Regions from separate parts of the Mus musculus genome. Here regions 2, 3, 4 and 5 are each linked to region 1. The links are chromatin loops, found by intact Hi-C in ENCODE. Cell type or tissue: heart. All regions are shown on one strand. Each heading gives the region's core, and the rest is flanking DNA. Links, peaks and the distances in the headings are about the cores only. Region 1 holds the start of Marf1 (meiosis regulator and mRNA stability 1). Region 2 holds the start of Cep20 (centrosomal protein 20). Region 3 holds the start of Ntan1 (N-terminal Asn amidase). Region 4 holds the start of Pdxdc1 (pyridoxal-dependent decarboxylase domain containing 1). Region 5 holds the start of Bfar (bifunctional apoptosis regulator).

Region 1 (6,260 bases), core at 1,187-5,186:
GTTATTCCACAACTTTACACCCCAAATAGAATCTTTAACTGTTGTGGCTTCTTCTGAGACAGAATAGTTTAATGTGAAAGAACTTGACTTTGAATCCTAACTCCGCCGCTTACTAGCTATGTGTATTTGAAACAAGGTATTTAATTACTCGTGGATAAAATGGTCGTCGTCGTCGTCCCCCCCCCCCCCCCCCGAGCTAAATAAATAAGTTTACAAGACTTTGTGCAGTGCTTTGTAAATAAGCCGGGCAGTGGTGGAGCACACCTTTAATCCTAGCACTCGGGAGGCAGAGGCAGACGGATTTCTGAGTTTGAGACCAGCCTGGTCTACAGCGTGAGTTCCAGGACAGTCAGAGCTACACAGAGAAACCCTGTCTTGAAAAACAAACAAACAGGGCTGGCGAGATGGCTCAGGGGTTAAGAGCACCCGACTGGTCCCGAGTTCAAGTCCCAGTAGCCACATGGTGGCTCACAACCATCCATAACGAAATCTGATGCCTTCTTCTGGGATATCTGAGGACAGCTACAGTGTACTTACATATAATAAATAAATAAATCTTTAAAAAAAAAAAAAAGTCATCATATGGTTGCTAGGAATTGACCTCTAGGAGATCAGTGTTCTTAACTGTTGAGCAATCTCTCCAGCCCCTTGTTTTTTCCTTTTTTGAAACACTTTTCCTATGTAACTTGGGCTGGCCTCAAATTTCTGAGTATTCCCTTAGCCTTATTTTTCAGTGGGATCACAGGCCCAGCTAATAATAATTTCTTAACGTTAAGCCATTAATTGTTCATTAATTATTAAATACTATTAGGCACAGGTAATTTTACAACCTGGTGACTAAGACAAAGAATCTGATCTTAAAGGGTTAATACAGTAAACGGAAACAGAATTTCAGATGCCAAATGTTGCTGAAGACTATTTAGAGACTGGGAAGCCAGAGAAAGGCATAGTTAGCTTACATTTCTGGCAGTGTTGGCCTTGAACCTAGGCCCTTGGCCATGTTAAGCAAATACTGTATCATTCAGCTGTATCTCCAGCCTCCTAGAATTGTTTAAAAGATGAGAAAAAGGGTACAGGAAATCCAAGTGTTTCGATTTTGTACCTAACAAAAGGAGCTTCAGAAGGCTCTTTTTGACTCTTACAATCATGTTCTGTTCCCCTGGGCTACACAAGTAATGCCTCCTGCCCCCTGCCCCCTGCCCCTCTCCTCAGTTTTGTTGGTTGAACTCAATACCTTACCCACTCTAGGTAAATGCTCTACCACTGACCTATACCTTCAGCCCCCTTTTTTCTTTTCTTTTCTTTTTCTTTCTTTCTTTCTTTCTTTTTTTTTTTTTTTTTAGTCAAATTCCTTCTAAGATGCCCAGGCTGGACCTAAGCTCACCCTGTAGCCTGGATAAGCTGAATTTGTAATTTTGTCTCTACCTTTGAAGGAGCTGGGATCAAAGTCCTGGGCTACTGTAGTTGGCTTTGCTCTTTTTTTTTAAAAAAAAATTCTGTTCATTTTGTTTGTAGCTTTTGTGCTGTGACCAAGCTGAGAGTTTGACTTCTCTTCCTTTGATCCTGTCCTCATGGGTGGTAGAGGAGAACTCTGTTTAGTAACTTAGGTCTTTGGGGAGTTGAATCAAATGCAAAGTATCCAGTGAAACACCAATAATAAATCTCTGTTATCTTTGTTTCATAAATGTGAAGATTATTACTGAGCAAAGGAAAAAAAAAGGAAGTTGGTTTTTTTTTTTTTTTTAATGAGACAGGGTCTCTTTGTGCAGTTCTAGTTGCCCTGGAACTGTGCCACTACTTCTGGCAAAAAGTTGAAACCTACTTTTATTAAATAGTAGGTAGTGCTTTTAATTTTGTTGTTGTTGTTGTTTTGTTTTTCGAGACAGGGTTTCTCTGTATAGCCCTGGCTGTCCTGGAACTCACTTTGTAGACCAGGCTGGCCTCGAACTCAGAAATCTGCCTGTCTCTGCCTCCCAAGTGCTGGGATTAAAGGCGTGCGCCGCCACTGCCCGGCTTCTGGCAGACTTTTAAGTATAACTATTTTAAAGTAATAACCAGCTAGGACATTCTATACTGTGCCTACATTTAGATTATATTTTTTTCCTAACTTGTAACAGAAAGCAGCAAAGAGCTAGAAATTTCAGAAATTATCTTTCCCCCTATGGAATCCTGAAAACTCATATTTAAGCCAGGCATGGTTCTAAATAAAGGTTATGCTTTTACTTCTTGAACTTGTAGGCAACCGCAGGCAGATCTCTGAGTTTGAGGCTAGTGTACAGAGAGTTCCAGGGCAACCAGGGCTATCACACAGAGAAACCCTGTCTGGAAAAACAAACAAAAAAACCCAACTCATATTTAGGTCAAGTAAAAGTGAAGCCTTCAAGGCTCAGTGGGGTTGGGGATAGGGGTAGCGAGGATACAGAACAGTTTATCTGTTTAAAACATGAAGTATTTTTGATTTCACAAAGTTCTTATAACTTTAGCATCTTCTTTTTCGTGGCCAACCTGTCATCTGAAAAGTATTGGTTACAAAGCACTAGGTTTATTAAAACAAAACGTTTGCCAGGTGACACAAACTCCTTTAATCCTAGCACTCAGAAAGCAAGGGACTGCAAGTTCGAGTACAGCATAGTCTGCGGGGCAAGTTCCAGGCCAACCCAAGGCTACACAAGTGAGACACTGTCTCTGAAAAGAAAAAATAAAACTGGGTAAGGATATCATGTACTCTTAACTGTTGGTGTCAATATTCAGCAGCAGTCTTTGCATGTACTTGATCAGCACTGAAACTGCTATAGGTAGGGAGGACTTTGCCAAAAGCCCATTTGGCAGGTTTAACTGTTCTTTCTCCACTGGCCACTAGGTTGCGCTAAAAGATGCAGTGCAACGTGCACGATTTAATTTGTAAAAATAAGGGTTATCACGTGACGAGGCAGAGCATTAATACTTTATTTCACATTAATCTTCTCTCCTTAGTCCTCGCTCCCAAGACCTTTTAGAGCGGAACCCTAACAAATCCCATCTGGCAAGCCTTTCCTTGACTCCATCACAAAAGCTCCCTAGTTCTTCGCCTGGAAGATCCGTTCGACATGGCGTCATCAAACCAGTAGTGAGAACTCCTAAACTGGGGTTCCTGCTAAAAAAAATACGCCGCCAGCCCCCTAGGTAAGACCCTATTTTGAGGTTTATCGGGAGGGGACTGAGCCTGACGAGGCTGCAGGGCCGCGAGGCCCCGCCCCCCCCACTTCCCAGCGTGCCCTGCGCGGAGAAATACGCGGAGGCGAGGGCGGGGCGAAAGAAAAGACTGGGCGAGACTCAGGGAGGGGTGGAGCCAGAAAGGGGAAGGGAGGGACGGGGGAATGGGCGGGGCTACTGGAGGAAGCGACTGGGCGGAGTGGGGACGGGCTGGGAATGGGCGGAGAAAGGGAGCGGCCATAGGGGGCGGAGCAGAGGAAGGGTGTGGTATTATGGAGGAAGAGGTGAGGCAGGGAGGCTCGGAGAGAGGGGCGGGGCTAGTAGTAGAGAAGCGTATCGGTTTTGCGACAGGGGCGGGGCGGGGCGGAAGCGGAAGTGGAGGGAGCGCTTGGCGGCGGCGGCGGGAGCTGCGGAGTCGGGAATCAAAATAAAGGGCCTGGGGGGGGTGGGGGGTAGGCGGCGGTGTCGGAATGTGAGCCAAGAAGGAGCTAGTGGCTGAGGTGAGTCCTCTGTCAGTGCCGGGACTCCACTAGGGCGTACCGGATGCTCTGATCAGCAACGTAGCTGGTCTGGAAACGACGCCTTTTCCCCCCTCAGACTGATGCTTCTGGGATTGAAGGACCGGGACTGGGACTTGCCGAAGGGGCCGTGCGAAAAAGTCGCTCTCCAGTGCTCCCCCGGTCTCTTCCGAGGCGTTTAGTCCCAGCTGGCGCTTGTCTTCCTGCTCGCTCCCCGGCCCTCCAGGTGTCAGTAGCAACCTTCGCAGGATGTGCAAAGTTGGAAAGTTGAGAAAAAGGACAGTTGTGTGGCTGAGTCCCTTATTGTTTTTTTGTTTTTGTTTTAATAGCCACTTTGGATGCAGTTTCAGTTTCAGCCACCTCCCCAATTAATTCTAGCACGAACGTGGTGCTTTCTAGTTGCACTAGTATCTTTTGGACTTTCCAGGATCTTTCTGTTTTGCATACAAGGAAATTGTCAGCTAAATGGTCTTTCTTCACCTTCAGTGAGCTCTACATTTGTCCAGGGTCATTTATTGATATTTGTGAGGCACAGTTGAGTTGGAAGGTTGGGATACCGTATATTCACATACAGTCAATATTGTTATGGAATTTATATTCTATTGGAGAAAAAAGAGTCATTTTAGTTAAAAGGTAGAAGACGAGCAAATACATAGGACTGGGAGTTTGTGGCAGGGGGGAGGTCATTTGGGAAATAATTCATCCTCAGGTATCTCTTGTCACCAAACTACAAATAAATAAGTGAGGGGGTTGCTATGATGATTAGACTCACAAGAGATGGGCCTTATGTTTATAAAGATGACATGCCCACAGCAGCACAGATAGGTGGCCTTCAGAACCAACATGCAGGCAGTACAATGTTGCACACTGCATTCTCAGCCACTGTCTAAGTTGCTCAGAAACTGAGTTTCAGAAAGGAAGACTCTCTCACATTAGAACTTCCCCTGACTGATTCGGCTGCTTAAATGGAATTCCTAGGAATATTTGGGAAATTTTTAGGCTGCAGGCCACTAATGTTTTTCCTTATATTTGTTTGAACTGAGTAATCTGTCTATATATGCCTGCCTGCCTGCCTTGTCTATCTGTCTATCTATCGACAGAGTTTCACTGTGTAACCACAGCTGCTTGGAACTTGGCTGCCCTTAAACTTGCAGATATCCTCCTGCCTCTGCCTCCTGAGCTACCACTCCTGGCTCTTTGAGCAATATTGAAGGCACCTTGGTGTAGAAAGAGGTAGGTGAGCCTTTTGACCTGAAGCTAGCTATGAAACTTTATTTTAAACGTTTCTGTTTCTCAGTGAAGTGGTAGATATGGTAGTTCATTTTAGGATTTGGCTTTGAAAGATTTAAGCACGCTGAAATTATGAACACTGTGATTATAACAAGTTCTTATGAATAAGAGTGGAGTGTGTTGGGTGATATAAAACCTGGATTTCTGGATTTTTGTGGGGTTTGTTTTTGTTTGTTTTTGTGTGTGTGTGTGTGGTTTTTTGTTTGTTTGTTTGTTTGTTGTTTGAGACAGGGTTTCTCTGTGTATCATTGGCTGTCCTGGAACTCACTCTAGATCAGGCTGGTCTCAATTTAAACAGATCCACCTGCCTCTGACTCCCCTAGTACTAGGCTTAAGTGCATGCGCCACCATCACCTGGTCCAACCTGGATTTAATTATAAAAACAGGTGTTGTAATGGAAGTAGTGATGGTAAACTGTACTAGGCTAATTCTCTACTTCCTTCATTCAACAAACGATTACTCTGTGATTACCACAGAATGGTCTTGGGCTGAGCACAGGATATAGTGGTGAAAATGGAAGTGCATGCATTTTCTAATTCACTTTTTAAAATGCTGTGTACAGACAAGGAAACAAACTAACAGACTTTTTTCCCCCTTCTCTTTCTTCCCTCTCTACCTCTGTGTCTGGGATTGAACCTAGACCCTTCTGTATGCCACTAAGCTCCATGCATTCCCTGGCCTACAAACAGAAACTTAAATAGTTTCAGCACACTACCCAAAAAGTAAATATATTCAGTTTTACAAGTGGATCATATGGCAAGGACTCAAGTCTCAACTCTAGTTCAACTCAGCCATAGATATTACTTAAGGAGTGTAGCTATGTCCTAATGAAACTTTACAGATACTAAAGTTTAAGTTTCATGTTTAAGAACACTTTCTCAATAATTTAAGAAATTGAAAATATATTCTTAGTTTACAGGCCACTTAAATCCAAGTGTGTCATGCCTCATACCTGTAATCTCAGCATTTGGGAGCCTGAAGCAGGAAGAGTGTTACTTCAGTATTACAGAATCAGATCCTGTCTAAGAAAAACTAGATAGACATACACACACACACACACATGTGTACAGGCAGCAGGCTGACTTTGGCTTGCCGACCATACTTTACTTTGTGTGATCAGTCCGCCCAGACTTGAAATGCATTATGAACCATTCTCCTCTCAGCCTATCATGAAGATATAAAAATCTCAGAAGCATCTTACCAGAGTTATAGTGGAAAGAAATTATCTTTTACATGCACAGATGAAATCTCTGATAAATC
Region 2 (6,260 bases), core at 1,256-5,255, 160 kb before region 1:
ACTACTGAGTTTCTTGGTGAAATGGTGTTAAACTCCTTTGAGCCCAGCCCACTGCTTTGTTGGTCTGTTTTCCTCTACAGCTTGCATTTCAGCAAGAATTACCACAAGAATTTCTTAATCTCTAAATCACTTGGTAAACAAGGCTTTAAATAAATTTCTTGCTCTATCAAAATGGCTGGATGGTCAAAGAGGCACAAGGTATCTCTTTACCAGGAGGAACCATTTTGTTTGCTCTAACAGACTAATATAAATATCCACATTTAACAACAAATGAATAAAATCAAATACCTAAATAGAACAAAACTAAATTTCACTCTAAAACTTCCTCTTGACAACATTTAAATGTTGTTTCTATTCCTTGTGAATTCCATGGCCTCACTGTAGTGGGGAGAACTGGCCTTTAGGCTCATTAAAATCTGAATGTAATGTCACCTCTCCCTAGTGTTCTGATTGCTTTGCTGAGTCAGTGACTTTATATTCTATAAATGTTTTATCTATGGGGTGAAGTGCCTTGTGAGAATTCAGTCCCATCATTCTTCAAACATATACTCTCAAAGACACAGGTGAAATAGACAGGGTTTTCTGTCACTCGATGCAGCTGGCCTGGGCACCTGCTGTGGATGACAGAGTTAGCAGGCAGTCCTCAATGTCATGATGCTGGTGAGTTTAGCCTTTCTGTTGGTTGAGTTCAGCCTTTCTGTTGGTTCCAGGTACAATGCAAGCCACCCTCTGCTGTGACATGACTGATCCATGAGTCACCTGGCACACCTTGGGGCGTAGAGCCAGATGGGGATCAGAGGAAGATGACTTGTCACTAAATAGAGTGCCAGATTCCTTGGGAAGTTCCAGAGGGTGCTCATGTGTGCTATAGACTTGAGAGAGCACTCTTGCAATCAACACTGCAGGGAAGGAGAAAGGTTGACGTCTTCTTCTTCTTCTTCTTCTTCTTCTTCTTCTTCTTCTTCTTCTTCTTCTTCTTCTAATTTATTTATTTATTTATTTATTTATTTATTTATTTTCGAGACAGGGTTTCTCTATATAGCCCTGGCTGTCCCGGAACACTCACTTTGTAGACCAGGCTGGCCTCGAACTCAGAAATCCGCCTGCCTCTGCCTCCCGAGTGCTGGGATTAAAGGCGTCTGACACCACGCCCGGCTATTTATTTATATAATGTATATGAGTACACTGTAGCTGTACAGATGGTTGTGAGCCAGCATGTGGTTGCTGGGAATTGAACTCAGGACCTCTGCTCACTCTGGCCCAAAGATTTATTTATTATTATATGTAAGAACACTGTAGCTGTCTTCAGACACTCCAGAAGAGGGTGTCAGATCTCATTATGGATGGTTATGAGCCACAATGTGGTTGCTGGGATTTGAACTCTGGATCTTCAGAAGAGCAGTCAGTGCTCTTAACCACTGAGCCATCTCGCCAGCCTGAAAGGTGGTCTTCTAAGCAGCCTCACCACAGCCTCCCCTCTCCTTGGGAAGCTCCATGGTAAGGGAATCCTACATGACTGACCCAAGCTCCAACTGACCCCAAGAGGGACCAGGCACAGAGAAGTCTTGTCTCTAAAAAGTTGATATAACCTTGGCATTATGAGTGGGCCAGTGTCATGTATATCTACTTGGAAACTTTCTTTTAATTTGTGCCTTTCCCCATTCTCGGCCCTACTCACTCCCAAGATAGAGGCGGAGCCCACTCTGACCCCAGAAGGTTAGGGAAGAAGTGAGGTTAAGAAGGTTAAGGGAAAGTTTGAGATGACGGCTCTGTATCTATTTTTGGTGAGCATGGTGAGAATACTAAGTCACATAATGCTTTGCCTCTGGAATTCCTCATCAGTATATCAATAGTGCTGTTCACCTGTAGAATTGGTTAATCCTTCTAATTTCCTGAGCTACTGACCAAGTATTCAGGCACCATGGTTTTACAAAATAGGAAAGCCTAACTGAGTAAGACCATTCTAAGGCTACAGAACAGGTTTCGAAGGTTACTCAGGTCTTCAAATTTATGCAGCAAGAACTTTATTCACTGAGCCATTCCTCTAAATGGATTTCAAACTTTAAAACTGCTACCCACTTTAAGAAATATCTCAGAAGCCTGATATGGTGATGTACTCCTGTCATTGCAGCACTTGGGAGGCTAAAGAAAGGAGGGCTAATTCAAAGCCACCCTGTGCACTTCAGAAAAAAAACAAAACAAAGCTAATCTTAGGAAGAACATACATCTATCTCCCTGAGGCAAATTTAAAAACAAAACCAAGTTGTGGCAGTATAGGGGCGTTCATCACTTTGAGAATGAGGCAAAAAGAGTGTTTGTTGTTAGTTCAATGTCAGCCTGAGCTACAGAGTGAATGCCCAGATAGCGTGGACTACAAGATGAGACAAAAACAAACAAACACCCAATGATTTCTTTTAAAGTCTATATTTTCTATTTCTTACAGTTTACTTCCTCGAAAATATGCTCACTAGCATCCACTCATAGACTTCCACTATTGGGCTGTCCAGAATTTTAAGGGTCCAGTGTCTTAGACTCCCTGGAGAGTCAACTGCCATTATACTGCCTCACATTTTGAATGTATTATTCCCATGTTTGTTCTTCTTAATCTTTTATCAGCTGTTTCCACAAACAACTCGAGGATTCCAAATGTACTCGGTGTTAACGGTAGTGTAGAGAGCAAGCTTTGAAGAGATGCTGGCCTGGGTTTAGGTTATCACCTGCTCCACCATTTGCCAGTGATCTTCCTTTAGACACTCAACTTCCTCCTCTGTATAACGGGCATCATTGACCTGAGGCGTGTAAAGACTTCCTAGTGTTCACTTTCGAGTGGGTGCCGTGTAAGATGATTTTTAAGGTGGCACTTCTCAGACTAACAGCATCCATCCACAGCATTCTGGAAGTTGACAGAAAAACCAACTCTTGGTCCGTGCCTCAGAAAGACCCAAGGGTGGGTCAGAGCAGTCTGTTCTAACCAGTCTTCCAGGTAATTCTGACGCTGGGTTGTGTCTGGGACTCGGACTGAGCACAAAGCCTGCCAAGGTGCGGGGAGGGGAGGTGAACAATCAGCACCTTGACCTGTAGGACTTGGGCGGCGACAAAAGGCAAAGCAGTTGGGTACAGATTTGGCTCTGGCTCCAAGCTTTTCTGCAGTGTAGCCCGCCTCACACGGTCGCTGATTGGTGGAGTCTCATGTGGCGGCTCGCCAATCACCGGAGCGCAGGCACAGACGCGGTCTAGCAGAGCCATACTCCTATTGGTTGGAGGCCGCGCCGAGAGCCGTGCGTACGCACTGGAGAGGCGTGGCACCAGCAGCCGTTGAAAAATGGCGACTGTTACGGAACTGAAAGCTGGTGAGTGCATTGAGGGGATGCTCGGTTGCGGGAAGCGTCGAACCTTCCGTATATGATAGGGATGGGACAGAAGGAGAGCGCGCGGGACATCGGCTCATCTTTTTCCAGGGTCGTTCTAGGGTGGCAGGGCCCACCAGGGGCGGCCTTTGCGCATGCGCTATGTTAGGGCCAGCCTTTGAGCTGGAGGAAGGGACTGGTATCTGTTGTCCCCTCAGGACCTCTGGGTATCTCTTAGAACCCTACTGAGCAGACAGCGCCCAAAGGCCTGCGTTCCGAGCTGACCACGACAACACCACAGCCACGATTTGGTGACAGACACACTTCCCAATGATTTGCACGGCTAGCCCATCCGGACGACAACGTATGGCTAGGTCCTCCTTGTCCTTTGGCAGAAACCTGAGACAGAGTTGTCCATCCTGGCGGCTCTTCAGGATTTTTCGGAAGAGGTTTTCCAAAATGGTTGGTTGTGTGCAGGGTGCATGCAGGTTCCATCCCCAGGACTACAAAACAAGGAGTAGACATCAATAACGCGTGTATACTGTTAACTCTGAATAGTAATTAGAGTTAACGTTTGAGTTGTAATTGGAGTTAAGGTTCAGTATGTGATTCTATCAGACCCTTAACAACTCATCCAACTTGATTCTGTGTAGCAACGCTATGTCCATTTCATACATGAGAGTTGGAATATTTCATCCACGATAATTTAGATAGAAATCGACTCGTGTGGAAACCCCATAAGGTGCACTGGCTTAATCATGCCATTCTGCTTCCCGTAGAATAAACCTAGTTCTGAGTGTCAAGGAATTCAGAGACTAAGCCAACGGTAATGGAAATCTGGAGAGAACCAAATGGAATAGTTTGGAGACTAAGATGTAGTAACTATTGACTGCATATGTATTGGGGACACTGCTGGTGAGCATTCCAAAAGCAGACATACCTCAGTCCCCAGGAGGGACTTCACATGAGTCAATGAGCTGTTCTGGGGATGGGAGTATACATAGTACATGTATATTGTATAAACTTTTCATAGGATTTCAAGATAAAGTCTATGGAAAAGAAGTTGGGTTAAGACCAATTCCTGAAGGCATTTTTATAATAATAGCATTGTAAGCATAAGACTACAAGTAGCAAAATGATAAAAGAGCCCAGAGGTTATCCCTACAAATTGAGGGGGACCTCCTTATATATGTTCTTCTGCGTTCTCTGGTTCTTGGTATGCTTTGTGTCTGAGAGAAAAGTAATAAAAACTTGTTCCTAATCAGTGATCTTACATTTTCTGGGCTTTTACTGGTCTAAAACCTCTTCCATTTCACCTAGCTCTTTCTCTGAGAAGTAGAGTTCATTACCTCGGAGAAGGCAGCTGAGGCATGGTTTAGGAATCTGCCACCAAGTATGAAGGACATGCTGCGTTTCCCAAATCCAGCTCATTACTTTGCGTTTTCTGCAAAGTTTGAGGCTGTACTGTGTGTACTTCAGAGTAACTGGGACAGGATGCTTGCCAGTAGAAAAGACTCTTTCCCTTAATTTCCAAAGATGGAACTAGAGAACGGGGATTGTGTTATGATCTTAAGATAAAGCTGTCCTTTTATGGACCTGTTTCAGAGTATAATTGGTTGACACCTGTAGAAAGGTTGAAGGAGTGCTTTAGAAATAAAAGAGAAGAAAAGTGAAAAGTCTAAGAGTGGCTATCCTCGATCACGTGGCCAAGGACTGTTGTTAGTTACTAAAGATCAGAAACTCTGCTTATATGTACCTAAATGTTTCCGAACTGCTCTATGGGTTTTAATTATTGTGGCATATTAATGCCTTTGCCATCGGCAGAGCAAAGTGCACTATTAACCTACAGTTTTCATCAATAATGTAAGGTACTATATTATAAATATTTAGTGGGTTCTTAACTGTATTCTAGGCATTATGTTGATTTTCTAAAATTGCTGTTTAGTCACAAAAGACTATTTGAGAAAGGAAGGTTCCATATTACTGTTAAGGGATGATGACAGCTCAACCCTAGCCCATTTTCTATACTCAGTCTGTATACTTATTTCAACTTTTGATGTTTGTCACAGTGTACCTTTTCAAGACATAAGGTTACATTTGACATGCATACTCCTGACTCCATAAGTTAGCAGTGGTATAGTCCCTTATTCGAGTATCATTACATTTCTTTTTTTTTTAAGATTTATTTTTGTGTTTCTCTCTCTCTTTCTCTCCCTCTCTCTCTCCCTCCCTCCCTCTCCCTCTCAGCCGTTGTGTTGCACGCGCGCCCGCGCATGTGCGTGTGTGTGTGTGTGTGTGTGTGTGTGTGTGTGTGTGTGTGTGTGCGCATGTGTACAAGAGGAGGCCAGAAGAGGGCCCGGAGTTCCCCTGGAGTTACAGATGGTTGTGAGCTGCCCACGTAGGTACCAGGAAGCAAACTGAGGTCCTCTGCAAGAACAATACACATTCCTTACTAAGTCATCTCTTCCGCCCCTTATGTTACATTTCTAACCAGGCTGGGCATTTCAAAATCCTACTGTTGGGCTAGTAATGTAGCTTGCTTGTCATGCGTGAGGTCCTGGGTTCAATCCCCAGCGACACAGGCATTGGGAGTGGTAATGAACACCTATAATCCCATCACAGCCTACTTGTGAGATAGAAGAAGGAGAATCAGAAGTTCAGGGTCATGTTCAGCCTAAGAAGTTATCCTTGGGATACAGCCTAGGTATGAAGCCCAAGCTGATCTGACTTCCCATCCTCCCAAGTACTAGGATTATAGGAATCTGCCACCGTTCAGCTAGGTAGAGTCAGGTGGGTCTCTCTGAGTTTGAGGCCAGCTTGGTATGCATAGTAAGTTCCAGGACAGCCACAGCTACATAGACTCTGTCTCAAAAAAACAAAACAAAACAAAACAACCCAAAACTATGGATTTCA
Region 3 (6,260 bases), core at 1,302-5,301, 340 kb after region 1:
GCCACCATGTGGTTGCTGGGAATTGAACTCAGGACCTCTGGAAGAGCAGTCAGTGCTCTTAACCGCTGAGCCACCTCTCCAGCCCAACACTGCTTTTTATGTTTGAGGTCAGCAAACGTTTCTGTCAGAATGACTAGATGAAAAGCCTAAAGGTTGGCTCTTCTTCCAGAGGTCCTGAGTTCAATTCCCAGCAACCACATGGTGGCTCACAATCATATGTAATAGGATCTAATGCCCTCCTCTGGCATGTCCGAATAAATAAATCTTAAAAAAAAAAAAAAAAGAAAAGAAAAAGAAAAAAGAAAAGAAAGAAGAAAAGCCTAAAGGTTAAGGGTCTCTAGTTACGCAGTGAAAGAGCCAGAGCGATGGATGTGGTTGTATTCTAATAAAATGTGACAGGTACCGGGCGTGGTGGCCCACGCCTTTAATCCCAGCACTCAGGAGGCAGAGGCAGGCAGATTTCTGAGTTCGAGGCCAGCCTGGTCTATAGAGTGAGTTCCAGGATAGCCAGGAGCACACAGAGAAACCCTGTCTCCAAAAACAAAAACAAAAACAAAAACAAAAAAAGTGACAGGTGACATGGAAATTTGAATTCATGTAATTTACTGTTATAAAATATTCCTTTCACTTCTTCTGCCAGTATAGCTTAAGAAATAGGCATTGTGTGTGGCCAGTGAGAAAAGAAGAATTCTTATCTGCAACTCTGAGGACCAGCCCACACCTCTTACCCTTCTGCTATGTTCATCTTTCCCTTCCAATGGCACTTTTCTTTTTTTTCTTTTTTTTTTCTTTTTTTTTTTCTTTTGGTTTTTCACAGGGTTTCTCTGTGTAGCCCTGGCTGTCCTGGAACTCATTCTGTAGACCAGGCTGGCCTCAAACTCAGAAATCCACCTGCCTCTGCCTCCTGAGTGCCGGGATTAAAGGCGGGCGCTTTTCTTTAAATGTGAAAGTACCTGCTCCACAGTGAATCGTGGGCTATGTACCAAATTAATAGCAGGAAGTTTGGGTGTGGCTTAGTGGCAGGGGTGTGGAGTGGGAGGCCCTGGGCTCCATCCCCAGCACAGCACAGAAAACTCTAAAAAAAAACCAGCAGAAGTCAACACACAGTGAGTGCCACTCATGAGTGCCAAGCCCTAAGTTTCTGACTGCTGTCTACCCTGGAACATACTGTGTAATCCCCAAATGGCCTATCTCAGCATACTGACTGCTAATGCTTACGGGCCTCTCCACGTGTGCTCAGTTAAGTTTTTGTATTAGCAGCCCCACATCGCTAGGGGCTACTGTACTGAATTACACAACAAAGTGAAAAGCAGACACCAGGGTTCCAATCCTAACTTCTTTCTAAACTTGGGGCCTAGGACAGTCACACTGTATCACGGTTATTGCTGTTAAGAAACACCATGCCAAAGGCAACTCTTATTTTTAAAAAAAAAGAAGGAAAAAAAAGCGTTTAATTGGGGCCTTGCTGAGAAGCACACAGGCATGCTGTTAAAAGCAATAGTTGAGAGTTTTGCAGCAGAGAGACACTGGGTCTGTCATGGGCTTTTGAAACCTCCATACCCACCCCCTCTGAGAAGGGCACACCTCCTATTCATTCCCAAATAGTTTTACTAGGAGCTCAAACATATGAGCCTATGTGGGCCAGTCTCACTTAAACCACCACACTGTGTCTGATCTCACAGCCCTCAACCTAGTAAATAAGAGCAAAGATACTCTCACAGCATGGGGCCTTCTACTGTGGTTGACCAATGGGTGCCTAAAATCAGACAGCAGTAAACCCAGACATACTGGGGAAGGAGTTTAACAGTAGCAATATGGGATTGCCCTAACAACAAGCTATGATGAAAGGTGTTTCAAACTTCCTAGCCAGCATGGTGGCATCTGCCTGTGAGGCTTCGAAGATCATGAGTTGGTGATCAGCTGGAGCTACAGTGAGACCTCTCATGAAAGAAGGGAGGACTGGGAGACATGCACACGACAGTTAAGTGTTCTGGAATTTTCCATCTAAAATGTTCAGGCTGGGGTTGCCCAAGGAAGTGTAACTGCAGGAAACGGGGAGGGGTACTAATCAGGCTTATGACCCACTGGGGCCGTGTACTCATAGAACACAAGAAAGAAATACAGGGAGCCAGGCATGGCGGTGCAAGCCTTTAATCCTAGAATTTGGGAGGCAGAGGTAGGCATATCTCTGTGTTCCAGGACAGCCAGGGATACAAAGAGAAACCCTGTCTCACACTACCACCACCATGACCACCACTACCCCCAGAAAAAGAAAAAGAAAGGAAGGAAGGAGAGAAAGGAGAGGAAGAAAGAAGAGAAAGACAAGAAGAGAAAAGAGAAAAGAGAAGAGAGAAGAGAAAAGAAAAGAAAAGAAAAGAAAAGAAAAGAAAAGAAAAGAAAAGAAGAGAAAAGAAAAAAGAGAAGGAGGAAGAAAGAAAGAGAAAGGAACGGACAGGGCACAGAGGAATAAGCCAGCCATGGTAGTTTATAGTTTACACTTGCAATCCTAGAACTTACAAGGCTGAGGCATACATGAGTGTGTGGAAGGCCAGCCTGGGCTATAGAGTGAAACTGTATCAGAAAAACCAAACCAAACTAAACAAGACAATATATAGTATGCTGTCATTCAAAAAGTAGATCATGAGTGGAGAGGGGAACTGCAGTCAGGATGTAATAATATATAAGAGAATAAATAAGAGAATAATTTTCTTATAACTTTTTTTTTCTTTTTGGTTTTTCCAGACAGGGTTTCTCTGTATAGCCCTGGCTGTCCTGGAACTCACTTTGCAGACCAGGCTGGCCTCAAACTTCAGAAATCCGCCTGCCTCTTCCTCCTGAGTGCTGAAATTAAAGGCGTGCGCCACCACGCCCAGCTGAGAATAATTTTTTTTAATGTATCATGATGGGCACATTGGATAATAACTCTAATCACAGTATCACTGAAGTAAGAGGTCTCAAGGCATTCACGGTCAGCTTGTCTCTCTGAAATAGAAAAGGAGGACAGGGCTCACACAGAGAGGATGCTGCAGTAGTTAAAACTGCTGTGGGAAACCTACCAGAAGTGGGGTCCCAGCACTCACAAGCCAAGACTCCCACACATGACTGTAACCCCAACTCTGAGGTGCGTGAGGCAAGAGGATGGCTAGGGCTTGCTCCATCCCAGCCTAGCTAAGACACATATTCAGGGAGAGACCGTGACTCAAAGGAATTACACACAGTGGAGAGACAGGTGCTTGATGCCACCTTCTGGCCTCCCTGTGCACACACATACACACTCACCTATGTGCGCATACATTCACACAGATAAGTACAGAAAGATCAGCATGTGCTAGTGCACATCTTTAACGCCAGCATGTGGGATGAAGGAGAGAGAAGAGCTCTTAGAGCCAGACGCCAGCCTACAGTGAGACTCCAGAGCAACACAGACCCTATCCCAAATCTTTTTAAACAGAAGATTGCCTAGCATATAAATAAAGTAGGGGAGGCAGAGGCAGGTAGATCTCAGAGTTTGAGGCCAGAATGGTCTACGGAACAAGTTCAGGACAGCCAAGGCTCCACAGAGAAATCCTGTCTCAAAAACAAAATTGAACCAAAACTTAGAAGAATGGTTGTGACCAAGGACCTGATTTTCTACTTTCCTCTACGGAGCCTTCACATCATCCCCTAAGGCAAGTGGGCCTGAAGTCCTCACTCCAACTGTTCCCCTGGCCTCTATGTGCAGCCCTCTTTGCCCTCCTCACTGGGGGCCTCCTTGGCCCCACTTCCCTGCTCTTGAAAACCAACTCTCCACTCTGCATCCTTTCTGGGCTGCGTCTCCCTAAATAAACCAAACCCTTGCTTCCGGAGACACCACCCTACATCACCTCGTCTCTGCCTCATGTAATGTGCTGCGTGGCCACTAAAACTACAAGTTTCAGACACAGGAGAGAGGCTCCTAAATCCTTGAAGTGCTGGAACTTTTCTTGTGTTATTTCTGGCTTCATCGACACAGTGTACAGTGCCTAGCCCGATTTGTAGGAGCCAGTATTAGGATCAGGCTGTCTTGAAATTCAAATTAACAGTCAGTCTCCCTGTCCCGTAGTTCTCAGGGGTCATTCTGCCCATTCACTTACCCAACAAATATTCGGTTAGCACAATGCCATCTGCTTTCAGGAAGCATTTGCTCCAGGAAGCAGATCCAGGGGAAGACAAAGCAAGTAAGCAGACAGAACCACAAACTCCACAGAGACGCAGTGCTTCACCTCTCAGAGGGAACGTGGGCATCTTTCCTTCAAGGCTATAACTGATTAGGAAACAGGTCCCGTCCTAGACTGTACTATGTGAGATCCATGGACGGGCTGAGTCCAAATTAGTATGTGGGATACTTGGTCATCACTGCCTTCACTATGAGCCCTCTTTCAGAAGTCCCCACAAGGAAAGAACAAGACTCCATCAGGGAGCAGTCCTCCCGGACCCAGCAACTTCCAAACGAATCCCTTATTTCTAGCTAAAAAATAATCCGCGCCCCTCTACGCCCTGGGGGGCAGGAATGAGCGCGCAAAGAACTGGGACCCCCGCCCACACCTTTCTGCAGCTGGGTAATGCGGGGATCCGCACGAGCGCCCCGACTTGCAGAGCCCGCCGAGTGTCCTCGCGCTGTGTACGCGCTGTGCGACCTTCCGTAAGTCACCTTAACCTCTCTGGGCCTCGTCTCACCAGGTCCCTAGTGAAAGCGCGTCGGCGGCCGGGCTGCGGAGTTCCCATCCGCCCCGAAAGCCCGGGTAGGTCGCTCACCTCCAGAGGCGGGTGCGCCCGGACCAGCTCCACAGCGGACCGTGGCAGACGGACGCGCTGCCCATCCACCAGCAGTGGCATCGTCTAGGCCGCCGCCAGGCCGAGTTAGGTGGCCACCGCCCCGCCCCGCCCCGCTCCGCTTCGCCCCGCCTCGGGGCATGCCACGCCCACCGTGGGCGCCGCGCCCACCGCGGACTCGGCCCGGATGTGTAGTCCAGGCGGACGTGGAGCAGCCCGAAGAGATCGAGGAGACGGAATAGCCCTTGGGCTGCAAGGCATCACGGGAGATGTAGTCCAAACTTTGTCGGCGTCCACTCACTACCCGTGTCCCTCCTGGCTGGTGCCAGCAGCTGTAGTCGCAGAGACTTGAGCATTAAGGACGCGGAAAGGAGAACCTCGAGGGTAGCCTCGCGCTTTGCGTCACCCAGCCCTGACCCCTGCCTCGGCCGAGTTGATTCGCAAAAGTTTATTCAGTCAACGTCCCTTTCAGCTGGCAGACGTAGTGCAGAAGGCGTGGGGAACCCGAGAATTGCGGCCCCAGCTAGCACCGCGGGGGCGTAAGCGCGGAAGAAACAGGGTCCTCACATATACCTGCTTTTGTTATATAACTCCTCCCCCTCACCCCCCACCCCCCAGTTATCCCGGATTGGTTAATGAAGGTGCCTACAGCCTGCAGCTGGGCAGAAGAGAAGTAGGAGGGGCTTGGGGTCTGACGCAGGGACCACAGGGAAGGAGAGCGGGAGTTTCTATTGGTGTACAATTCCACCAGGCTCAGGCCAAGAGCTACCCAGCAACAGCTTGTGTCATTGCCCGCTGCCCGCCAGGTGCAAGGCAAGTGTGACAGCAGCACCAGCATACAGAGGAGTCACTACCCCAGTTCTTTCACTCTCTATTCCCATGTGTTCTCAGGCAGCCTCTCTTCCCTCTCTTTGTCCTCCGCTTCTGCCCCTTTCTATATCCCTATTCATTTCATCTTTATATTTGATCTGTCTCAAGGTGTGATTCCTCAGGGGGATACCTTGACATGGGCCCGCCCACCGCATTATCCCGGAGCTTTATATTTCATAAGTTTCAGATAGGCTAGGAGGATGAACTGGAGCAATGAGGAAAGAGTCTGGAGCAAGATCATGAAAACACACGAAGCCCAAAGAACCTGACGATAAGAATTGGGGTCATGGGTGGGAGGTAGCCAGATTATCTTAAGAGGTTAACAGATCATTTAACTCCTCAGCTATTGAGGAGCTGCTTGGAATAAATCTTGTTTTCTCCGCGTGGTTAATGTTATGGAGACTAGCATGAGATAAAGAAATACAGTCGGGCAGTGGTGGAGTGGTGGCGCATGCCTTTAATCCCAGCACTTGGGAGGGAGAGAGGAGAGAGGAGAGAGAGAGGGGAGAGGGGAGAGGGGAGAGGGGAGAGGGGAGAGGGGAGAGGGAGAGGGAGGGAGAGGGAGAGGGAGAGAGAGAGGGAGGGAGAGAGAGAGAGAG
Region 4 (6,260 bases), core at 1,306-5,305, 260 kb after region 1:
GTTTTGTGTCAACTTGACGCAGCTGGAGTTATCACAGAGAAAGGAGCTTCAGTTGAGGAAATGCCTCCATGAAATCCAACTGTAAGGCATTTTCTCAATTAGTGATCAAGGGGGAAAGGCCCCTTGTGGGTGGGACGATCTCTGGCTGAGTAAGTCAGGGGAAGCAAGCCAGTAATGAACGTCCCTCCATGGCCTCTGCATCAGCTCCTGCTTTCAGACCTGCTTGAGTTCCAGTCCTGACTTCCTTGGTGATGAACAGCAGTATGGAAGTGTAAGCCAAATAAACCCTTTCCTCCCCAACTTGCTTCTTGGTCATGATGTTTGTGCAGGAATAGAAACCCTGACTAAGACAGTAACATAAATGGATATACTTTGGTACAGAGTTACAGACTGTTGTGAGCTGCCATGTAGGTGTTGGGAACTAATTTAAAAATGATATATTTTGAGCATACTTCCCTCTGCACCCTTATTCTTCCTTTCCCACTTGTTATTAGTCTATTTTGTACCCTAGACATTTTCACTTCTACATTCATGGTATATGTACATACATGAGTTTCTTTACATCTAAATACTACATTTAAAGTTCTATATAGCCGAGCATGGTAGCATATATTTGTAATCCCAAGACTTGAGAGGCTGAGGCAAAAAGAGTGCTAGAGGCCAGCATGGGCTACTTAGACTCTGTCTCAAAAACAAATAAAACCCCTGGCAAAATAATAATAGGAATAAAGCTGTCTTCACTCAGCCCTTTCCCCAAACGCCTACTTATTCTTAGAATAAAGCGGAGGACAATAGTAATTCCATCTATATCTTTATTCATCTTGTTCATCCCTCACAGCTTTTGATAGTTATCATTTTTTAGAAGAACATCGGGTTATATGTATTTATTTGACGTGTGTGTGCGCGTGCGCGCGCGTTCTTGAGTGTGTATGGAGGTCAGAGGGTAACTTTAGGGAGTCAGTTCTCTCCTTCCACACTGTAGGGTCTGGGGATTAAACACAGGTCATTAGGCTTGGCAGCAAACCCCACATTTTTGCATTGCTGTAGTGAATCAGTGTATATCACTGGCTTATTTTAATATTAAAGATTAAAATATTTATTTACAATATGGCTGTAATAATTCAGCTCACAGCAAAATTATGTTGTGGAATTTAAAGAAAAAAAAAACCTACATACCCCCCTCCTTTGTTTCCTTCTGGTTTACTCTTGGAGAAAAATCTCTTTTTAACATTTTATCTATTATTTTTATGTGTTTGATGTTTTGCCTGCATGCACAGTCGAGGCCAGAAGAGTACATTGGATTCCACTGGGACTAAAGATTATGAAAGCTGTGAGCTGCCATGTGAGTGTTGGAAATTGAATCCTGTTTTTAACTGCTAAGCCATCTCTCTAGCCCTCAAGGAAATTCTTACTTCACTGTGATAGCTTACACCACTTGGGAGACAGGAGGATTGCTTCAAGTTCAAGGCAGGTCAGTCTACAAATGAACAGCAGGACAGCCAGGGCTACATAGTGAGACCCTAACTCAAAAATACTAATGATGTAAACATTCACCATATACAAGCCATATGTCTGTACAGGTTGAGTCTATTTGGGGGTAGCGGTGGGATGTTGGTTTGTTTCTCTATGTAGACCAGGCTGGCCTAGAACTCACAGAGCTCTACCTGCCTCTGCCTCCTAAGTGCAGGGATTAAAGGCATGCACCACCAGGCTTGGCTTGAATCTACTTTTTAACTACTTGGAGATAATGTTACATTTATGAGCTTCTTTTTTTAAATCTTTATTACATTTTTATTTTGTGAGCTCTTGTGTGTGTGTGCATGTGTGCCACATGCAAAAGTCAGAGGACAACTCCAGAGTTGTTACTCTTTCCACTGTGAGTCTCAGGGATCAAACTCAGTCCGGGCTTAGTGGTAGAGGCCTTTACCTCTTAAGCCATCTCTACAGCCTGTGCACTGTTTTTGTTTGCTTGTTTTTATTTTGCTATTTGCTTACAAAAAATTGTGAGTGTGTAAGCACGCATATGCCAGTCGGAGAGCATCTTGCAGGAGATGGTTCTCCCTGTCCATCAGACTTAGTGGCAACCACCATTACCATCAGCACCTTAGCTGTTTGGTTTGGAGTCACCAAGCCAAGTTGTTTTGGACTTCGGCATCTCTCCTAGTCTAGCCTCCAAATCATGAGGTGGAGGAGGAGACACTTCTTGTACCTCTGCCTAAAAAAAATAAGTCTTTAATAATATTGAAGTGTTCAGAGTTGTAATGTACCAGCACAAATATTGATGGATAGTTATCTGAATACACATGTGATAAAAAAAAAGAAGAAAATAGCAACTAATCTAGCTAATGGGCACATGACTGTTCACCGAAATTCTTTTGTCCTTTCTACAGGTTTGGAAATTTTCATAACACATTGTTTTGTTCAAGCAGGAGCACATCAGTTTTCAGTCTTTGAAAGGCACCATTTCAAGCCAGGCGTGGTGGCATACTCCTTTAATCCCAACACTCAGGAGGCAGAGGCAGGCGGATTTCTGAGTTCGAGGCCAGCCTGGTCTACAGAGTGAGTTCCAGGACAGCCAGGGCTGTACAGAGAAACCGTGTCTCGAAAAACCAAAAAAGAAAGGAAAAAAAAAAAAAAGGCACTATTTCATCACTTTTTTTTTTTTTTTCCAGTTAACTGGAGAGTCACTCAAAAGCAGCACACACGATTTCTTTGCTAGGAAATGTTAACAACACAAGCAGGCCATTTATCCAAATACAAAGTAGAGACCGCCTGCAGATAATTACTACACTGACAACCCGACCCAACCTGGGGGTTTGGGGGAGCATGCTGCATAAGAAATAGAGAGGGTAGGGATAGCTTTGTGGTTTTTAGCATCATCAGACTTCTGTGCAGGAAGTTTCACTGACCACAATGGTGGTAAGATCCCATTTCACCTACCCATCAGTAGTGGAGCAATGTAGGAAACAAATCCCACGGGCTCTTACTCACTAAAAACGCACTACCCCCACCTAGCGGGTGTGAAGCGGGAATAATGAGGTGTACTGCCGGGCTGCAAGGGACTAAACCTAAAACGGATAATAATGACCTCCATATCAAATTTCTGCTCTGATATAAAATGGAAAGGCAACAGACCTACTATTATCATTATTATTACCCATCCTCCGACAAGCCATCATTGTGACATGAGGGAGGACGCCAGAACAGCGGCCTCGAATTCCTTTCTGTCTGGACTTCTGAGGAAAGAGCTGACAAAATACATCATCCCGCGCATGCGCAAGGGTGAGCGCTGGTCTTAGGCTGCTAAGGTAAATAACTACTCCATTCCTGACCGGTGTTGACGGCGGAGGACTTGAAAGCCTGGCTTGGGCCGTGCAGCTGAGTCGATAGTATTTTACCTGGTGGATATCTCATTGCGACGGTCGTCACAGGCTTCAAGTTGGACCGCCCTATAGACGGGGTTCTTGCCACCAAGCAGCGTTAGGACCGGCCGGCGTGACGCCCAAGTACGGAAGCCTAGAAGGCCCCGCCCCGGGAGGCCCCGCCCACCCGACGGGCCTAGCCCCGCCTTCAGCAAGCCGCAGGATACCTGCGGGCCGCGCTGCGGGGCAGCTCCTCCTCCTCTCCGCCCCGCCGGCTGCGGGCGGGGAGGACGTCAGCGCTGCCAGCGTGGAAACCGCTGCGGGCCGCGGGAGGCGGAAGTAGTGCCCAGCACCGCGGGCCCAGCACCGGACGCCTCAGCCATGGACGCGTCCCTGGAGAAGGTACGGAAGGAGCGGGCGGCGCTGTGGTCCCGGGTCTTCGCCACCGGGGCGACTGGTTTCCCCGTAGGACTAAGGAGTCTCGTTGGAGGAGGGCGGCCGGGCCGGGCCGGGCCGGGCCACGTCACGGGGCCCGGTGGCTGAGGGGAGGTGGGCCCGGCGCTGTCGGAGCCGGCTTTGGCTTTACCGAGGCTCGGCGTAGGACCCGGCCTGAACCCGCGCTGGTCCTGTAGGGTGACAGGAGCAATCGGTGTGGGCCCCAGAAGCGTACGGGAAGAAGTCCTAGTTGTCGCGGAGGCCCCTGCAAAAGCCACAGATGTTCAGTGCTTTCCAAGTTAGGAGACAAATTGTAACTTTTGGCGGGCGTAGGAATCACCTGGGGACCTTGGTGAAAACATGGCTTTGCAGCCTCGGGTCTCAAGCTCGGGTGGGCGGGAACTCAGTTTGTAGAGTTTAAGAAGTTTCCCCACGTGATTCCGATGCTGTAGCAAGCAAACCCCAGACTAGAACCCCTGGTATCCAGAAAGGGTTGGGTATTCTGTAACTGGTGAGTTTATTTGGGGGCTGGGAAGAGGAGGTGGTCCCAGCTGGTCTCACTACGTTTGGGTTCCTCTTTCTGAGTGAGAATCATGAGAGGACTTCAGGTCAATTCCAAGTCCATGGGAACCTGTGTCTAGCCCTGCTCACCCCTTGGGGCAACAGCAGCTTGATGGATCTGGCTACCTACTCGGGCATGTTAAATAGACTCTAATTGTTCCCATCTAAGGGCTGGCTATTGAGAACAAACAGGTCCTTGGGTTTCTTCATGGACTGTGCTTTCAGTGCCTAACGTTCTGTCCTCCCAGTCTTTTCTCTCTGTCCCTTCTCGAAATTCTGCTTATCCGGTATGATGTAAAAACCTAGCTTTCCCTACAAGTGAAATCAATCCTTCCTTCCATCCTCCCCACCAACCCTCGCCCCCTTCTTCAATCTCTCCTTGTTCAGTCCCCGGTTTTGTGAAAGTAACCCTGGCTCTTCTGTAACTCTCTGTAGACTAGGCTGGTCTCGAACTTAAAGTGATCCTCCTGCCTCTGCCTCCCAAACTGCTGATATTACAGGACTTGTTGAAAGCAGTAATTGTAGAAATTAAGCCAGATGTCTTCATGTGCACACAGTGGCATATCTTGCTCCTCGGCTATTTCAAGTATAAATTGGGTGGAAAGCAATCAGAGAAAAAGATGTTTTTTTTCCTTGATTCTTCTGACGAGCATAGTGTCGACTTTTTGGTACCATGAGCTTCACTTGGAATGGCGATTCTCAACTTTGGGTTAGGTTTGTTCCCCAGGGACATTTAGCAGCTTTTGGAGGTGTTTTAAACTAGAGTCCTGGGAGTACAAGGGAGGTACTGCTGGGGCCTAGTAAGAAGAACCCAAGCATACTTTCGAGTATTCTCTGTTGCACAGGCTAATTCTGCACATCGGGAAACGATCAGCGATTCAGAAGCTCAGAGAACTAGTTGAGATTGTGTGTGTAACTCCAGTAGCTGAATACAAAATGATGCTGAAAATATTCTGTTTCCCATTTCTTTACAAGGCTTTAAGTCATTTCATTAGAAACCTGAAAGAACAAAGATGATCTTTCCTTTGAGAGTATCTGAAAACTAAAAGTGGGTAGGAACTCTAGTGTAAATGGTATGTTTCTGTATATTAAGTGATGGTAAAATATTTTAAGCCCTCCAAAGAAAATCTAAGGAGGTACTGAAACTCCAGCATGCATTAGGATGGAACTTTAATTGCATTGAACTTTGAGGAATTCATAATATGTGGGCTGAAAGTTGCTGCCTTAGGCCAGTGTGAAAATTATAAATGTTTTGTTTTAAAAGCTAGGGCTCAGCCAGGTGGTGGTACACAATTTAGTCCCAGCATTTGGGGAGGCAGAGGCAGGCAGATTTTTGAGTTTGAGGTCGATATGGTCTACAAAGTGAGGGACAGCCAGGGTTACACAGAGAAACCCTGTTTTTAAAAAAAAAAAAAAAAAAAAAAAAAAAAAAAAAAGCTAGGGCTCTTATTTTTATATTCCATGAAGTAATAGAAAACTTTAAATATAGCGAATAATTTCTGTAATATTAATTTAGATGACTTCGTGTTCTGAGAAATAGTTTGAAGTGAAACACTAAATTATGTCTATTGTCCAGTTTCTTTGAGGATTAGGCTAATTTGGGCTAGATTCTACATTTTAATATAAAACTGAGAGCTATTTGAGTAGTTCTGAGTGATCCCACTTCATCTGATCCATGCATACTTTATAGAACCACAGTGTTATTTGCTATTCATCCTCTGAAAGTTCAATATCTTTTCCTCTAGTACAGCAGTTCTCACCCTGTGGGTTGTGACCTCCCACAGGAATCATATATCAGATATCTTACATATCAGATATTTACATTATTATTTATAACTAGCAAAATTATAGTTATGAAGTAGCAATGAAATAATTTTATGGTTGGGATCACTACACCATGAG
Region 5 (6,260 bases), core at 830-4,829, 490 kb after region 1:
TTATAGATATGGACCTGACTATGTACCTGAAACAAGTTCTTCACAAGAGCCTGGAAGTTTACAACTACATGTAATCTGCATGTAAATGCCTAATTATGACAGACTAGGTATGGCTAAAGTGAAACTTAAATAATGCTCATTTCCTATTCTCTTTTTGTGAATTTCTTTTTTTTCAATGTTTGAATCATCTCCCTAGAGCAAAATTCCCATCAAATTGCCCAAAACCTTCCCCACTAAACTGGACCCGACAGCACAGGCCTGTAATCCCAGCCGCTCAGTGGTGAAGGACTAAGAGTTCAAGGTCATCACTGGCCAGCCAGCGAGTGATGCATGAAACCATCTCAACAAAACAACACTCCCTGCTATGGAAAAAGAAAATAAGACTAAATAAAACCTACAGCTGTGGTTTTATTCAGTAAAGAATATGAATGACATAGTAGTAAACTAACTTCTCTAGTGCTGGGAACTGAAGCCAGGACTTTGTTCACTCTAAACACACTCTACTACAGAGGTAGTACCTTCAGCCCCAATCCATATAACTAAGGCTTTGAACTTGCAATCTTCTTGCCTTGGTCTACCAAGTAACTAAAGGTCTGCACCACCAGGCTTTGGCTTGTTAAATGTTGGGACACCATCATGTCTGGCTGTCAAGTGAACATTTTCACTTACAGCACAAACTTGAGGCAGAATGATCACGTTAAATCTTAGCTCAACAAACCATTAGCTGCTTGATCTAGGGTAGGTCATTTACCTTTCTTTGTATCCCTATAACAGTGGGGATAATAACCATATATCACAACTCACAGGAGTTCCTTCTATTACTAAGATTAGACTCTGTTCATAGACCACCTATAAATTTCTGCTCCTTGAGTGTTTTTTTTTTTTTTCTTCAAATGTTCCTCCTGAAATGACTAAGGTAATGCCATCCTGTTTTGAATGTATTTTGTCTTTCCCTTTTCCGCAACCCAATGTCTGCTTTGGATACCCATTTGAGGTTACATCTAAAATTATGCCCTGCCAGGAATGAAAGTTTACTCTGATCCTCATCTAACTTTGAGGTAAATTAAGGTCTTTGAGGTTTTTGTCTTTAAAAACTCTATCCCTGGGCAGAGGCAGCAAGGGATATTTTCAGAGGCATAAGGCCACTTATGGTCTTGTCATCAATTAAAAGGACTTAAAATTTTTTAACTGGCATAATCAGCATGGTTGTCAATAACTATCTTAAATGGATCATTACACTCCCATCTGTTAAGATTTCTGAGTCAAAAGTATCCACTCACAAGATCCAAACCGTCTTTGATGATTAATCCACTCCAAACCCAAGTTAACTGTGTAAGGTTTATCTGTGTGTTACCTAATCTGGACTATTTGGTAGAGTGTTTGCTGACTGGTTCTATCATCAGCAGTGTATAAACCGGGCATGGTGGCACACACCACTCAGGGAAATCTCTCTTTTGCATAAGTCCAGATTTCTAGACTCAGTTCAAGAGTTTCATTTTCTCCCTTCTCCATTTCCTGCTACTCAATTCAGAAAGCCAGAGAAATCAGAAGTCCAAGAATTATTCTTGGCCAGCCTGGATTACATAAAGCCTTTCTCAACAAATAAAACAAGCCAGGCATGGTGGCATTTAATCCCCACGGGCAGGTGGATTTCTGTGTATTCTCGGCCAGCCTAGTGTGAATTATTGGACAGTCAGGACTCCATAGAGAAACCCTGTCTCAAAATGCACCCCCCCCAATAAACAAACAAAGAACCAAAACCAAAGTTAAGTCTTCAGAGCGAGGCCAACCTGGGCTCCCAATCTGGTCACCCTTTGTTCTCCTCGAGCTTCATTACTTTCCATTTATCAAGCCATACTAATATTATCGCTAAAGGATTGTGGGATTAGATGTCAAACTTCGACCAGGTAAAAAGTTTGCTGACTGATAATAATAGCATTACTAACTGTCACATTTTACTGAATGCTGTTAACAGTGTGGTTAGCATTTATACTGCCAGAGAGAAAGGGGGAAAAGGGTGTGTGTGTGTGTGTGTGTGTGTGAACAGCCTGGACAGAGTACAGCTTTCCCATCAGGTTTATGGACGATATTCCCTGGCATATACCGTGCACTTTGGTCGGGACACATCCAGGCTGTTTATAAAAGAGCACTGACAAAAGTAAATAAAACTTCATCAGCACGTGCAGTCCGTACCTAAAGGTGAAAGGAAAACTCCTTCGCATTGGCCTCTCCTGGTGTGACGTTGGGGCCACTCCAAGGGCGGGCCAATGGGCTTCCGTGGGGAGGACCCAATGGCTCCCACTTTCTCTTCTCAACCAAAGTTAGGGGTTTGCCCCTTGCCCAGTTAAAGGTCCCCAGTTAGACACAGCGTCTCTCTTCTAAAACACACACACACACACACGCTCTCATCAGCACACGATTTTTGAGTCGTGTGTATGGGAATGAGAAGAGCTAAGTTCTAGGTCAGCCTCGGTGTCACTTTGGAGTCTGATGTTCCGTTATCCTCACTTCCCATTATGAAACCCTCTGCCTTGGGACAGGAAGGTGCCTCGGATTTAGCCGACGTGGCGGGCGCCCATAGCCCGCAAGTAAGTGGAAACAAGACCCATCTCTGTCACCACCCCAGGGTCGAGTGGCTCTGACCCAGACCCCGACGCGGGGGAGGACTAGAGACCTGCAGTGGCGTGGGTCTTCGCCTCGTAAGGGAAGGGGCTACGGTCCGCAGCCCTGCTGGGACGCGTCCAGGCCGGGGTGAGGAGGCCCCAGAGCCTGGACCCACCCCGCCAGCGCAGCTCCGGGAGCGGGTTCAGTCCCCGCCAGCGCAGCTCCGGGAGCGGGTTCAGTTCCGTCTCCCGCGCCGCACTCTCAAGCCAAGCGCCCTGCCGGACCATTACCACCCCACACCGTGCCGAAGCTCACCTCGCCACTAGTCCTGGTACCCACTCTGTCACCGCCACCTGCCAGGACCCCGCGGAAGTAGAGGACAAGGCTTCGCTTCCGGAAATAACCTGGGCCTAGGGGCCGACTACGATCAGCTCCCGCAACCATAGAGGAGAGACCTCTTTATGCTCTCAACCCCGTGCGACCTCCGGCTGCCTAGAGCGGCTGCTCTAGGGGCATGCGGGCGCATGCGCACCAACGCGACCCGCCCCTTCCTTTTCGTCCGAGCCAAGCACAGAAGTCACCGCCCCAGGTCTGGAGGTTCCAGCTGGATTGCGTTCCCGTATTTAGCTAGCTTTATTCAGCCATCAAAGTCTCCCACAGTGCCCGAATGCATCGTAATAGATCTTAACTTCACATTTATGAAGAAAACCACAGAAGCAGTCCTTAAAGTTTTATTTATAGAGTCGGAATTTGGGGTAAAATGGCGTTATCACATTTACTCCGCAGCTACCCACCTTGATCTAGATCTGTTGAGAACTCAATGGTACTATGTTTTCAATCTATGACGTTGTGAGACCATGCTTGGCAGGATGATCTTTGTGAGTTCGAAGCCAGTCTAGTCTACGGAGTGAATTCCAAGACAGTCAAAGCTACATAGTGAAACTTAACCAAAGAAAGAAAAAGTTCCTGTTTCTCAGTTCTGATTTAATAAACTGTTTGCAACCCCATTCACATGTACGTGCCCTCGTTCCTTCCCTTTCATTGTATCTTTATAAAAACGTGTTAATAGCCAACTCGGGTTTTGTTTGTTTGTTTGTTTGTTTGTTTGTTTTCGAGACAGGGTTTCTCTGTATAGCCCTGGCTGTCCTGGAACTCACTTTGTAGACCAGGCTGGCCTCAAACTCAGAAATCCACTTGCCTCTGCCTCCCAAGTGCTGGGATTAAAGGCATGCGCCACCAGACCCGGCAATAGCCAACTCTTTAAACAACTCTTTAAACTCTTATCTCCTATAAGCCAGCAGAGGCTGCTCTCTCAAAACCCGATTTAGGAGGAGACAGTCAGTTAGCCTAGGTGTACCCCCCAAATACAGCTTGCTTTAATTGGACAATCATTGATTTGATCTTTCAAAATTTTAACATCTCTACGTTGTTGGAGATGGGGCTGGGAATGAAGCTCAGTTGGTACACTGCTTGACTAACATACCAAGCTGTGCTGAGTTCGATCCCAGTAGCATATAAACGAACTGGGCTCGGTGGCACACCTGTAATCCCCAAACGAGGCAAGGAGTAGGCAAGAGGATTCGAAGTTGAAGGCTGTCAGGCATGGTAGCGCTTTAACCCCAGAATTCAGGAAGCAGAGGCAGGATCTCTGTGAGTTCGAAGCCAGCCTGGCCTACAAAGTGAGTCCTCTTAAGACTGCCAGGGCACTGTTGTACAGAGAAGCTCTGTCTTGAAAAAGAAAAAAAAGTTTAAGACTATGGAGACTTAGCTATGGAATGAGTTTGAGATCAGCCACCTCTAAAGGAATAAATGAGAGTGTTCTTTTCAAGTTGGTAAAGAGTAAAACTGATTTGTGCTAGCAGAATTTACTTTCTAGAGAGTGATCTAGTAAAGGTAGAAACCTTTTTTTCTTCATTGTGATAACAGATACATAACAGAATTTACCATTTAAGATTATTTTTCCTTATTAAGACACAGCCCTGGGCTGGTGAGATGGCTAAGAACACTGGGAGCTCTTCCAGAGGTCTTGAGTTCAATTCCCAGCAACCACATGGTGGCTCACAACCATCTGTAATGGGATCTGATGCCATCTTCAGGCAGCAGATACATATGCAGGAGAGCACACATATATTATAAATAAATAAATAAATAAATAAATAAATAAGACACAACCTTTGTAGAACAGGTTTAGTCCTGAATTCAAATGAACTCTCCAGATGGTTGGATTGCAGGTGTGTCCCACCATACTTCCCCTGTTTGTTTGTAGACAGGGTTTCTCTGTGTACCCCTGGTTGTCCTGGAACTCAATCTGTAGATCAACCTGCCTCTGTCTTAAGCAAGAAGGGAGATAGATATGCATAGTATTTAGTGTAATGAAAGTTACGTTGTATTACGCTGAGGTTTATCACACAAGGTTCACACTAAGTTCCTAACTATGGTCCTAAGCCTATCTTCCCAAGGCTGCTCACCTGTGTGATGTATCTCAGCTGAAGATCAGGTCTAGTCTCTAACAGAAGTTTCTGAAGGTCAGCATCCTGGGGGAGATGTTCGAGCTCCAGGGCAGGTAAAGGTATCATCATTCCCGATGTGCAAAGCAGAGAGAGACACATACACACAGAGACAGAGAATAATTTCCAAAGTTCTGTGACCCTAGGTTACCCTCACTAATGCACTCTGTTAAAATAAAGAAGCAAACTGTATATATTTAGATATGAGAGGAAATAATCTAACAATGACTAGCTGGGACCAGCAAGTCTAAGGTTCTAGTACTTGTTCAGTCTCACAAGGCTGGATGTCTAAGTTGGTCTTTTGGAAGGAGGGCCTCAATGCCAGTGAAGGAATGGACTTCCTACAGGGTAAGCAGGCAAAGAGTAAGCGCTTCCTTCTTCCAGGTCCTTACATAGGCTGCCAGCAGAAGGTTGGCCCAGATTAGAGTTGTGTCTTCCTACCTCAAGATCTAGATTAAAGGTGTGTGTCTTCTTGCCTCAAGATCTGGATTAAGCATGTATGTCTTCCTACCTCAGAGGTCTGGACTAGAAGTGAATTCACTCACTGTAAATCAAGCAGGAAATCTCTCACAGGTGTGCCTTCCATTTCTGAATTGTAGCTTAGTACAGATATTGTCAAGTTGACACCCAAGAATAGCCATCACACGGGGTCTCATTTACTCTTTGGAGGATAAATATTGGAAAGATTACAGTTGTTAACAGCCAACTATCTAGCCCCTGTGAACACTTTATCTCTGGAATAAGCCAGCAGGGGCTGGCTAACAAAATCCTGAAACTCTTTGAGGTGAGCTGAATGTAGGGCTGGAGAGATGGCTCAGAGGTTAAGAGTACTTGCCACTTTTGTAGAGTGTTAGGTCACAAAGTAGGCTCCCAAAAATGGCTCTGCCTTTTCTGATTACCTAACACTCTCTGCTGCAGAATTTTGCTCTTTATCTCCATAGCAACTATCATGTTTCCAAGTAGCAAGTCTGATGTCTGCCTGGCTTTTTTTTTTTTTTCTTCTTATCCAAGTTTTACGCTGCAATGGGACAACCACCATGATTTGTCATCACAGTGTCTCTCTTCTACCAGAGTGGCATAGAACCGGAACTCAGTCAATATGGGGCATAGAGATGGTTCCGTGGGTAAGAGCACTTGCTGTGGAGTCAT

Evidence for each region. Hi-C counts contacts between places; a loop is a spot of excess contacts. Peaks named below come from ENCODE experiments on the same cell type or tissue, not always from the same donor. Only the 100,000 strongest peaks of a DNase experiment are listed, where the experiment ranks them.
Region 2: a loop joins it to region 1, with 3 times the contacts of the local background. A loop is called at or near these places in 5 of 42 quality-filtered maps.
Region 3: a loop joins it to region 1, with 2.6 times the contacts of the local background. A loop is called at or near these places in 11 of 42 quality-filtered maps.
Region 4: it touches region 1 in a loop (10-fold over the local background); 21 of 42 quality-filtered maps call a loop at or near these places.
Region 5: it touches region 1 in a loop (2.3-fold over the local background); 8 of 42 quality-filtered maps call a loop at or near these places.

What each region holds. Positions count from the first base shown.
Region 1 is chr16:14,156,576-14,162,835 of GRCm38, reverse strand. It overlaps Marf1 (meiosis regulator and mRNA stability 1), which reads left to right and starts at 3,562. Exons shown (of 27, transcript NM_001081154.2): 1 at 3,562-3,692. Mir484 (microRNA 484) reads right to left here and starts at 3,210; the gene lies at 3,144-3,210. In heart, for the core only: a CTCF peak has its summit at 2,860 (motif pointing right); a DNase peak (open chromatin) is centred at 3,455; H3K4me3 peaks cover 2,070 bases; H3K27ac peaks cover 1,478 bases.
Region 2 is chr16:14,314,384-14,320,643 of GRCm38, reverse strand. It overlaps Cep20 (centrosomal protein 20), which reads left to right and starts at 3,312. Exons shown (of 5, transcript NM_025345.2): 1 at 3,312-3,350. The coding sequence starts at 3,323. In heart, for the core only: a CTCF peak has its summit at 3,460; a DNase peak (open chromatin) is centred at 3,243; H3K4me3 peaks cover 1,806 bases; H3K27ac peaks cover 1,330 bases.
Region 3 is chr16:13,817,950-13,824,209 of GRCm38, reverse strand. Ntan1 (N-terminal Asn amidase) reads right to left here and starts at 4,959. Exons shown (of 10, transcript NM_010946.4): 1 at 4,774-4,959. The coding sequence starts at 4,854. In heart, for the core only: a CTCF peak has its summit at 3,218 (motif pointing left); DNase peaks (open chromatin) are centred at 3,821 and 4,979; H3K4me3 peaks cover 1,856 bases; H3K27ac peaks cover 1,589 bases.
Region 4 is chr16:13,900,419-13,906,678 of GRCm38, reverse strand. Pdxdc1 (pyridoxal-dependent decarboxylase domain containing 1) reads left to right here and starts at 3,534. Exons shown (of 23, transcript NM_053181.3): 1 at 3,534-3,764. The coding sequence starts at 3,744. It also overlaps a transcript of Mpv17l not described here. In heart, for the core only: a CTCF peak has its summit at 3,020; a DNase peak (open chromatin) is centred at 3,518; H3K4me3 peaks cover 2,243 bases; H3K27ac peaks cover 1,812 bases.
Region 5 is chr16:13,668,738-13,674,997 of GRCm38, reverse strand. Bfar (bifunctional apoptosis regulator) reads right to left here and starts at 3,140. Exons shown (of 8, transcript NM_025976.5): 1 at 2,920-3,140. In heart, for the core only: a CTCF peak has its summit at 2,957; DNase peaks (open chromatin) are centred at 2,267 and 3,137; H3K4me3 peaks cover 1,953 bases; H3K27ac peaks cover 1,829 bases.